Linked DNA regions of Homo sapiens: region 2 is linked to region 1. Evidence: chromatin loops called from intact Hi-C (ENCODE). Cell type or tissue: ovary. All regions are shown on one strand. Region 1 overlaps PPP1R13B (protein phosphatase 1 regulatory subunit 13B). Region 2 overlaps MARK3 (microtubule affinity regulating kinase 3).

Region 1 (5,000 bases):
TGTGAGGGGCCTTGTGTTACAAGGGGATACTTCTGCACCCTTTTTCAGTTTGGAAAATACTCTGTAAAGAACCTGTCATTTCAGTGGCTTTCCTGAAAACTTGGGGTTGATGACCAGCTTTCTAATCACTGCAACAGAATGATAGCCTGCTCCTCCTGCTACGCAAATCAGTGGGAACCTGCACGGGCCTCCTGTGATCATAAGTTACCTTAGAGGGCAGAAATTTTTATCTCAATAATTAAAGTACTACAGGTCAAACCTATTATGAAGTCAAAAGATAAATCTTTTTTATTGCTCTATGTAATTGTATTCATAAATAGTGTTTCAAAAGTAAGGGCCAGTGCTTATTTTGTTTGGTGGTGCTGATGCAATGGATTTGACCTGTGTTAAAATAGGGTGCAGCCCCAGGCCCACACCAGTGGAGCCTTGGTTTGGCGTGAGTCTCTGGTAACACTTGAGGCGATTTGGGCGTTGGCAGTGAGCTGCCAGCAGAGCCCGTCCCTTGGTCTTGTGCACGGGTCTGTGGGTGCTGGAGGAGATCAGCAGTTGTGCATGTGGCTGGTGGTTGACCACTCGGTTAATGGATCTGCATCAGAATGGGATGTCCCAGTGCTGTTTTTGTTTCTGGCAGAGTGTTATTCTTAGGTTGGTTCAACTACATTGAGAAAAGTTTTACGTAAGTTCTGTGTTCTTTTCAAGCTAATGATGGAAACTGGCCAACATTAAAACAGAATTCTAGCTCTTCCGTGAAACCAGTGCAGGTGGCCGGTGCAGACTGGAAGGATCCGAGCGTGGAGGGGTCTGTCAAGCAGGGCACTGTCTCCAGCCAGCCTGTGCCCTTCTCAGCACTGGGACCCACGGAGAAGCCGGTAGGCCTGTGTCTTTACCACAGAACACAAGCGGGCTCTTCAACAGGGCTCTCTTCTGCCTTAGTACTAAGCTAAAGGGTATGACTTGTCAGGAGGCAAGTTAATCCTGTTATTGTCCAGACAACACCCAAAGTCCTAGAGGGTTACTGGGCCCTAAGAGCCTGAGCAGCCCACGAGTACACACACCTTTCGGTCAGAACTTTTGCAGACAGGCAATGAGCTCAACAGTGTGCCCCAAGTCCTGGTCACAGCCAATTTGACGGATTACAAATTCTACTGTGTATTCTCTTGGGAATGTGGGTGGAAATATTCTTAACTGTTCAAAGGGTGACTTTGTTTTTCTTCTTAACACCTAAACTTAGGGCATCGAGATTGGTAAAGTGCCACCTCCCATCCCGGGTGTAGGCAAGCAGCTGCCTCCAAGCTATGGGACATACCCAAGTCCTACACCTCTGGGTCCTGGGTCGACAAGCTCCCTGGAAAGGAGGAAGGAAGGCAGCTTGCCCAGGCCCAGTGCAGGCCTGCCAAGTCGACAGAGGCCCACCCTGCTGCCCGCCACAGGCAGCACCCCCCAGCCAGGCTCCTCACAACAGATTCAGCAGAGGATTTCCGTACCGCCAAGTCCCACGTACCCGCCAGCGGGACCACCTGCATTTCCAGCTGGGGACAGCAAGCCTGAACTCCCACTGACAGTGGCCATTAGGCCTTTCCTGGCTGATAAAGGGTCAAGGCCACAGTCTCCCAGGAAAGGACCCCAGACAGTGAATTCAAGTTCCATATACTCCATGTACCTCCAGCAAGCCACACCACCTAAGAATTACCAGCCGGCAGCACACAGCGCCTTAAATAAGTCAGTTAAAGCAGGTAGAGTGGGTTTATACTCTCCTTTTCTTGGGGCTAGGAAATTATACTTTTAATTAAGAAAATACTAATGTATTTCTTTACGTTTGGGCCACGTGCTATTTAGGATTAAACTTAATTCTTACATAAAAGTACAGCCTTGGGTGTCAGTGTGAGAAGGGAATGGAAGCTGGAATGCATGGAGGAGGCTGTTTTGCAGATGGCTCACAGTTCTCTGACTTCCTGTCTGAGCAGCCACCTCCGTGTGCTACTTAGGAAATCCAGCTCCGGGAAGGGTGAGATGTCGAGAATTTCCTCTTTTCCTTCTGTTTCGTGGTAACTTGTGCCGGGAGCTGTCCAGTGCGTAGAGGGTGGCCTTGACCACTGGCCCTCCTGGTAGTGGCTGAGCCCGACCCCTGGGCATGGGCAGTTTAAGGAGGGCGTCTGCTGCGTAGGAGCCTCCCCCATAGCCCAGAGGGGAGGAAAGCCTTGGTTTGGGTTATGGAGCTCAGATGTTCTAAGAAGGCAGCTGAGAGAAGGTAGCTTAGTTCCACACCTACCACAGAGGCTGATGGTGTTTCCGACTCTTACGGGAGGAAGCCGCGGGTCAGGTCTAGGCTAGGGCCTTCTTAGACATTCCTGGGCATTGGCTGCAGCTTCTAGACTCACAGTTGAGGGATTCCTGGACGTGCCTAGTCACTTCCTGCACAGGGACCTCCCAGGTGGTGGTGCAGTGTTCCCTTGTGGGGAGGGTTCTGGCTGTGGTGGGAAAGGCTTAGACCATTCTCAAGAGCTCCTGGACCTCCAGGTAAAACCTTCCTGCTCTGAGGAGGCGCGTGTGTCTCCGTCATGTGAGTTAGTCCAAGAATCAGATGCATGTTTAGTGGTTTTTGTCTTTTTCCTTGGCCAGAAAACAGGCAGGCTTGTCTGCGGCAGGAAAAGTCGGGTTAGCACCCTATTTTTTTCTTTTGAAAAAGCTCCAGTTCTGGAAACCCAAATGTAAAAACCGACACATTAGAGAGGCACTGCACCTTTCAGAAGGAGTCAGTGGAGGCTCTAAGAGGGGGAGGTTTCCTCAGAGATTTGAAATGAGAATTGAATAACAGCAGCAGATGTATATGTGTGTCTTTGCAGGAGCCTGTCTCTGGTGTAATCATAGGTGTGTATGACTAGATCTCTGTAGTGAGGTCAAAATTGCCTGTCCTTTGTGTCTTCCCCAGTGTATGGTAAGCCCGTTTTACCTTCGGGTTCAACCTCTCCATCGCCGCTGCCGTTTCTTCACGGGTCACTGTCCACGGGCACACCACAGCCTCAGCCACCTTCAGAAAGTACTGAGAAAGAGCCTGAGCAGGATGGCCCCGCCGCCCCCGCAGATGGCAGCACCGTGGAGAGCCTGCCACGGCCACTCAGCCCCACCAAGCTCACGCCCATCGTGCATTCGCCACTGCGCTACCAGAGTGATGCAGACCTGGAGGCCCTCCGCAGGAAGCTGGCCAACGCGCCCCGGCCCCTGAAAAAGCGCAGCTCCATCACAGAGCCCGAGGGCCCCGGCGGGCCCAACATCCAGAAGCTGCTGTACCAGCGCTTCAACACCCTGGCCGGTGGCATGGAGGGCACCCCTTTCTACCAGCCCAGCCCCTCCCAGGACTTCATGGGCACCTTGGCCGATGTGGACAATGGAAACACCAATGCCAATGGAAACCTGGAAGAGCTCCCCCCTGCCCAGCCCACAGCCCCACTCCCCGCTGAGCCTGCCCCGTCATCAGATGCCAATGATAATGAGTTACCTTCCCCCGAACCAGAGGAGCTCATCTGTCCCCAAACCACCCACCAAACTGCCGAGCCGGCAGAGGACAATAACAACAACGTGGCCACGGTCCCCACCACGGAGCAGATCCCGAGTCCTGTGGCTGAGGCCCCATCTCCAGGGGAAGAGCAGGTCCCTCCAGCACCTCTTCCCCCTGCCAGCCACCCTCCTGCCACCTCCACGGTGGGTGTCATTGCTAGACCAAAGCCTGGCCTTCCTGGTCATTCATGCAACCAGGACCTCTGGGGTCCTTCCCTTGGTCAGGCTGTGCTGGGAGCAGTGGGAACCAGGGATGTCCCTGAGTTACGTCTTGTAGGGAGGACGGACAGTCACACAGACAAATGGGGCATGAAAAGGCATGACAAATGGGGCTCGGCCACACAAATGCACAATGTGGCCAAGCCTTTCCCAGACAGCTGGTCAGGGAGCTCCAGAGGCTTTCCTGAGGAAGGGGAGCTGTCGCTGGCACCTGAAGGTCCTGTAGAGAGACGAGGGAAGAAGCATCTAGACAAAGGCCCTGGGTGGGAGGTCAGTGTTGACGGAGCAGAGAGGGAGCCAGGCGCCATCTCAGGGAACCCTCAGTGGGATTCTCTCCACTAGGATCTGGTGCCATAGCAGGAAGAACCCTGTCGCATGTGGGCAGGAACGAGCTGCTGGCTCCCATCAGCTACTTGGCAGTCACACGCCACCCTCCCTCCCACAGAGTCTTCCGAGGAGTGGCCAGAAGCTCAAACACAGCCGTGTCCCTCTGTGCGTGAGCCAGGGACTCAGGCCTCAGACAGGGCTCTCCCTTGTAGTGAGCAGAGTGGCCCTGGCCCTTATTTGAGGTGGTCACCTGGGCGCTGCTACTGCTACCACTCCAGGGCTGCTTCGCGGAGCCACTGTCTTTGGGCTTTAGCTCCCACCACTCCTTCCCAGCAGGCGTGGGTTCTTAGACTTCAGTGGACCACCTTTAACTGGAAAGCGTGCTTCCTTCCCAACAGAACAAGCGGACCAACTTGAAGAAGCCCAACTCGGAGCGGACGGGGCACGGGCTGAGAGTCCGGTTTAACCCCCTGGCACTGCTCCTAGACGCGTCTCTGGAAGGAGAGTTCGATCTGGTGCAGAGGATCATCTATGAGGTGAGCTGCAGCCGGGGACCAGTGCACGCTGCTGGGGGCGAGGGGATGGGCGCTCACAGGCCGTGTGTCCTAGGTGGAAGATCCCAGCAAGCCCAACGACGAAGGGATCACCCCACTGCACAACGCCGTCTGCGCCGGCCACCATCACATCGTGAAGTTCCTGCTGGATTTTGGTGTCAACGTGAATGCTGCTGATAGTGATGGATGGTGAGGCCCGTAGGAGTGTGGGGTGGACAGATTTACTTTCCCTGCTTTGCATAAGGAAAACAGGCGTGTTCTAGACAATTAGGAAGCACGGAAGAGAGAATTAGAGCAAGAACACCCATCATTTCATCCTTGAAAGACAGCTGTTGCCAGGGTTTC
Region 2 (5,000 bases), 310 kb after region 1:
CGTCTCAAAAAAATAAATAAATAAATAAAAATAAGTAAAATTGGAAGAAGAGAGAAATTAAGAACTTTGGGGGAAGTGAAGACAGACTAGGAGCCATTCTCATCTGGGGTGTGTACTGAGATCACCACATTTCTAGACCCGCCAAGATAGGACCTCTAGGGAGGAAAGTACTGTGAAGGAAATATGCTTTTTTCAAACTCCACAAATGTTTCTAATGCACAAGAAGGGTTGAAAAGTACTGGCTTAAGAAAACTAAATCAACAGTGCCCAAAATAACCCAGTGGTGGCAGCAGTAAAAGTCATTACACGACAGACCACATGAAAAGCATGAACTGGTTCTCCTTGCTTTCAAATTATAAGTTTCCCTGCTACATCCCATGACCAAGATTCCCTAGGACGCCAAAAAAGGCCACTACTGCTACTGCTACAGAGCTCTAAGCACTAACAGTGGCTCCAAAGCAAATACTAGCTTTAAAAAGAAAACAGCCTCCCTCTTCCTGGGTAGGTGTCTGGTGCTTGAGGGGTATCGGAGTGGACCAGGCTTGAGGGGCACAATGAATAACCCTATACCTTCCAATTTGAAATTAGAAGCAAAAAACGCTGCTAAAATATTAATTCACAGAATTGACTTCCAGAAATGACCTGATAAGATTATTCCTGACTGAACTAGATTCTGAATTCTTCTAGTTTTCTTTAATATCTGGCTACAACTTGCCAATGAAGAATGAGCTGCTCAATTTCAGAAGCCCTATAAACCAAAGCTGACAGCTTGATGTAAATTTCGAGTCTCATGCCTGATGTGTAGGCCACACAGAGAATTCACCAGAATGCCAGATGCCACAACCAGAGACATTCAAACTGCGAACCAGGACGAGAAGTTGTGGACTGCATGCTATGGACAGCTTTTCCCAAGACTGTCATAATAACAAGACTTCATAACAATGCTTTTGCCCCTCTTAATTTTTCCTTACTAATGCCTACCTCTTTCAGTTTGGCAGGATCATGCTGTAGCTAAAATTTCACAGTCAGTAGCTTCTGTGGGTAACTTGCACTCCCTGCTTTATACTTAGCCCGGTCACGGAATGCTGGGATGCCTACTAAACATGGAGGAATCTGTGCAGTTCATGACACTTCTCGTTGCGATTTGGGTATGGTAGAGCGGACAACTTGGTTAAAATTGGCAGACTCCTTGTTTGGCTATACAATTTTAGTTGATTTGGTTCATAAAAACCCTGGCTTAGGAGCATACTCTAAATGCTTGGTGTGATCCTCATGATAGTCATAATGGTAGTCTCTCTGGTACGCTGTATCCTCCCAGAGTGTTAAGTGTCTCCATGTAGCCACCTATCAGATGTCAAATGGTTCTCTCTGGCTAGAACAACAAAAACTCAAAAGAAACACACGATAATGAGAACACCCTGTCAACGGCATGCTGAAACGGGAAACTCAAAATGATGGCAACTGAGAACAGCAGGGATATCCTAGGTTTTGGTTACACTCTTACCTAGGTGAAAGCCTGACCAAAAGGGAAGAATTGTTAAATAAAAATTATAGGAAGCCATTGTTTGGGACTAAACTCCTGCATTAGGCCCCAGGAAACCAGGTTAAAATTAAAAATGGAGTAATCCCTGCTAAGATTCCACATTCCCAAACCTAAATTAAGTTGTTATCTGACCTTCCTAGAAATCAGAAGAAAAGGAGATAACAGCTAATTTCCCAAACAGGACAGTTTATTATTTATTTATTTTTTGAGGCAGAGTCTCACCGTCACCCAGGCTGGAGTGCAGTGGTGTGATCTCGGCTCACTGCAACCTCCGCCTCCGAGGTTCAAGCGATTCTTGTGCCTCAGCCTACTGGGTAGCTGGGGTATGTCACCACGCCCAACTAATTTTTGTATTTTTAGTAGAGATGCAGTTTCACCATGCTGGCTAGGCTGGTCTCGAACCCCTGGCCTCAGGTGATCCACCCGCCTCGGCCTCCCAAAGTACTGCCATTATTGGCGTGTGCCACTGCGTCCAGCCCCTGATTGAAGATTTAAACTGTCCTGGCTGAGCACGGTGGCTCAGGCCAGTAATCCCAGCACTTTGGGAGGCTGAGGCAGGCAGATCACCTGAGGCCAGGAGTTGGGAGACCAGTCTGACCAACATGGTGAAACCCTGTCTCTACTAAAAATACAAAAATTAGCCAGGCGTGGTGGCACACACCTGTAGTCCCAGCTACTCAGGGGGCTGAGGCAGAAGTATCTCTTGAACCCGGGAGGCAGAGGTTGCAGTGAGCCAAAATCACACCACTGCACTCCAGCCTGGGTCACAGGGCAAGACTCTGTCTCAAAAAAAAAAGAAAAGAAAAGAAAAGAAAAGAAAAAACTTCAATTGGCACAATAACAAAGTTCCTACTGCTTTAATCCTTACAGAAAAAAATGTAGTGTGAAGTAACCTGACATTAACTAATCGGTTACTTTTCTATGTGGTATAGTCTATTGTGGTCTATTGTTCTGTTTCCCTGTCCCTGCCTTACAAAAAAAAGGAATTCTGAAAGGACCAATACACTCTTTGTTCTTTGCTTCAGCTTTTTTTTGAGACAGGGTCTTGCTCTGTTGCCCAGGCTGGAATGCAGGGGCACCATCACAGCTCACTGCAGCCTCCAACTTCTAGGCTCAAGTGATCCTCCCATCTTAGCCTCCTAAGTAGCTGGAACTACAGGTACACACCACCACACCTGGTTAATTTATTTAATTTTTTTTTTGGTAGAGACGGGTCTCTCTGTGCTGCCTAGGCTGATCTCGAATTCCTGAGCTCGAGTGATCCTCTCGCCTCAGGCTCCCCAAGTGCTGGGATTACAGGAGTGAGCCACTGTGCCGGGCCTGCCTCAGCCTTCTTCAGCCTTTGCCTGTCTCTAAAGCCAACTTCTGCTCAGCTCATAGGGACACTTATTCTATTTTATGGAATGTAGTGTTGCCCTATTTTACAATCACGATAAGGCCAGTGGAAGGAAGGGAGGGAGGAAGATTGAGGTGGGTATAAGCAGGATTTCCCCACAAAGACCCTGATGAAATCCATAGTCAATAATGCTTTAATAAATCCTACTGGGTATTTTGCATATATTTGTGTTTAATGTTCCTTTTTTTCTTCCTCTGTAAATCTCATTAAAATTTAAAAACACAGGGATTTCCCTTTCTGTCCTACTCAGTCTAGATTTAAGAATGGTGGTTAAATCTTACTCAAAAAATGCTTTACTACTGGGTCAGCAGTATCAACTTGGATGAATTCTCCATTGAAAAGTCTTGTTCTTGTCTTGTTTAATATTTTAATTGGATGGAGACATCCATATCTAATTTACATAGCAGCTAATACAAATGACCCATTATTCCAAAATCCCCCAAAAGACTGGAATTAAGGCAGAAAATCAATTAAATGAATTTTAGCAGGAATCAAACAAATTCAGGTGGGAGGGGGGAAACAATTCCAAGTATGGAATAAAGTAGGCTTCTGTTCAGCGAAACTCCTGTGGGAGTACCCAAGGAGGCTGAGGGGATTTACTCTGCATAAGAGAAAATCAACAAGACCCAAAATAGCAACTTCTAAGGGCTGGTTATGTTTGGAGTAACTATAACTCCATATGACAAATGGTAAACAGTGTTGTAGAAGTTTCTAGAAGACAGATGCTAGTCTGAAGTAAGGGGAAAAGGCTCTAATAGCAAAGCCACTGAACACTGGAACAAGATGCTACGGGAAGGAGTGTGTCTCCATCCCTGAATGTGCTCAAGGTTGGCTAACTAACCAGCTATCATAAATACATTACAAAAAATCAATTATTTCATTACATGTTACAAATTTCTTGTTTTTTTTTGAGACAAAGTCTTGTTCTGTCGCCTCCTGGGTTCAAGCAATTCTCCTGCCTCAGCCTCCTGAGAAGCTGGGATTATAAGCATGTGCCACCACGCCCAGCTAATTTTTGTATTTTTAGTAGAGACGCGGTTTCACCATGTTGACCAGGCTGGTCTCGAACTCCTGACCTCAAGTGATCCACACACCTTGGCCTGGGCATGGTGGCTCACACGTGTAATCCCAGCAAGTGGAGGCTGAGGCAGGTGGATCACCTGAGGTCAGGAGTTTGAGACCAGACCAGCCTGGCTAACATGGCAAATCCCCCATCTGTACTAAAAATACAAACATTAGCCAGGTGTGGTGGCGTACACCTGTAGTCCTAGCCACTTGGGAGGCTGAGGGAGAAGAATTGCTTGAACCCAAGAGGCAGAGGGAGACTGCAGTGAACTCAGATCCCACTACTGCACTCCAGCCTGGGCAACAGAGCGAGACTCCATCTCAAAAAAACAAAAACAAAAACAAACGAACAAACAAAAAATTGACCTAAAAGATGCGTAAGAATAGAATAGTATTCCAGATATACTAGTGAGACATTGGAAGGTATATAGCCAGATGCTGTGGTGTGCATTTGTAGTCCCAGCTACTTGGGAGGCTAAAGTGGAAGGACTGCTTAAGCCCAGGAGTTCGAGTCCAGCCTGGACAACAGAGCAAGACCCATCTCTTAAAAAACAATGGAGAAAAATAAATCTCTCACCAGAATCTAACGTTTATTAATTCAATGGCTGCAAAAATACAAAGGAAAAATGAAGAGACTCATCTGTGAAAATAATATCAATTTGCAAACATAGTCAACTCAGGTTTACTTATATGTGCATTTAGTAAATGTTCATGACCCAGTATGCAAGCCTGAATATCATGAAACCGATATTTTAACACGTGTGTTCACTGTTAAAATACTGCCTGAATGAGCCAGTCCACCTTTTTCGGTAGTGGTGGTAAAAAAGAGATTGCACACTGCTGATGGCAGAATGTTCCTTATGATGAATGTTAGCTGCTAGGGCATGCTCCACAGCTTTAAATCACTATCTAAGAGAGCTGTTCCTGAAGCAAGTGTGATACAACTATGAATGGTGCTGAGAAGAAAAAAGGATGCAAGAATGACTGCAAAGGGGG

What was found. Peaks named below come from ENCODE experiments on the same cell type or tissue, not always from the same donor. Only the 100,000 strongest peaks of a DNase experiment are listed, where the experiment ranks them.
Region 2: a loop joins it to region 1, with 5 times the contacts of the local background. A loop is called at or near these places in 1 of 110 quality-filtered maps.

What each region holds. Positions count from the first base shown.
Region 1 is chr14:103,738,523-103,743,522 of GRCh38, reverse strand. PPP1R13B (protein phosphatase 1 regulatory subunit 13B) reads left to right here. Exons shown (of 17, transcript NM_015316.3): 10 at 700-869; 11 at 1,232-1,733; 12 at 2,930-3,699; 13 at 4,500-4,637; 14 at 4,711-4,844. Among named protein-coding and RNA genes, the nearest start is that of ZFYVE21, 25 kb to the right of the region's middle. RefSeq lists an enhancer at 1-507. In ovary, no CTCF peak of the experiment used is centred here; DNase peaks (open chromatin) are centred at 2,022, 3,562, 4,252 and 4,652; H3K27ac peaks cover 1,152 bases.
Region 2 is chr14:103,430,433-103,435,432 of GRCh38, reverse strand. The region is part of intron 3 of MARK3 (microtubule affinity regulating kinase 3); the gene reads right to left. Among named protein-coding and RNA genes, the nearest start is that of MARK3, 48 kb to the right of the region's middle. In ovary, no CTCF peak of the experiment used is centred here; no DNase peak of the experiment used is centred here.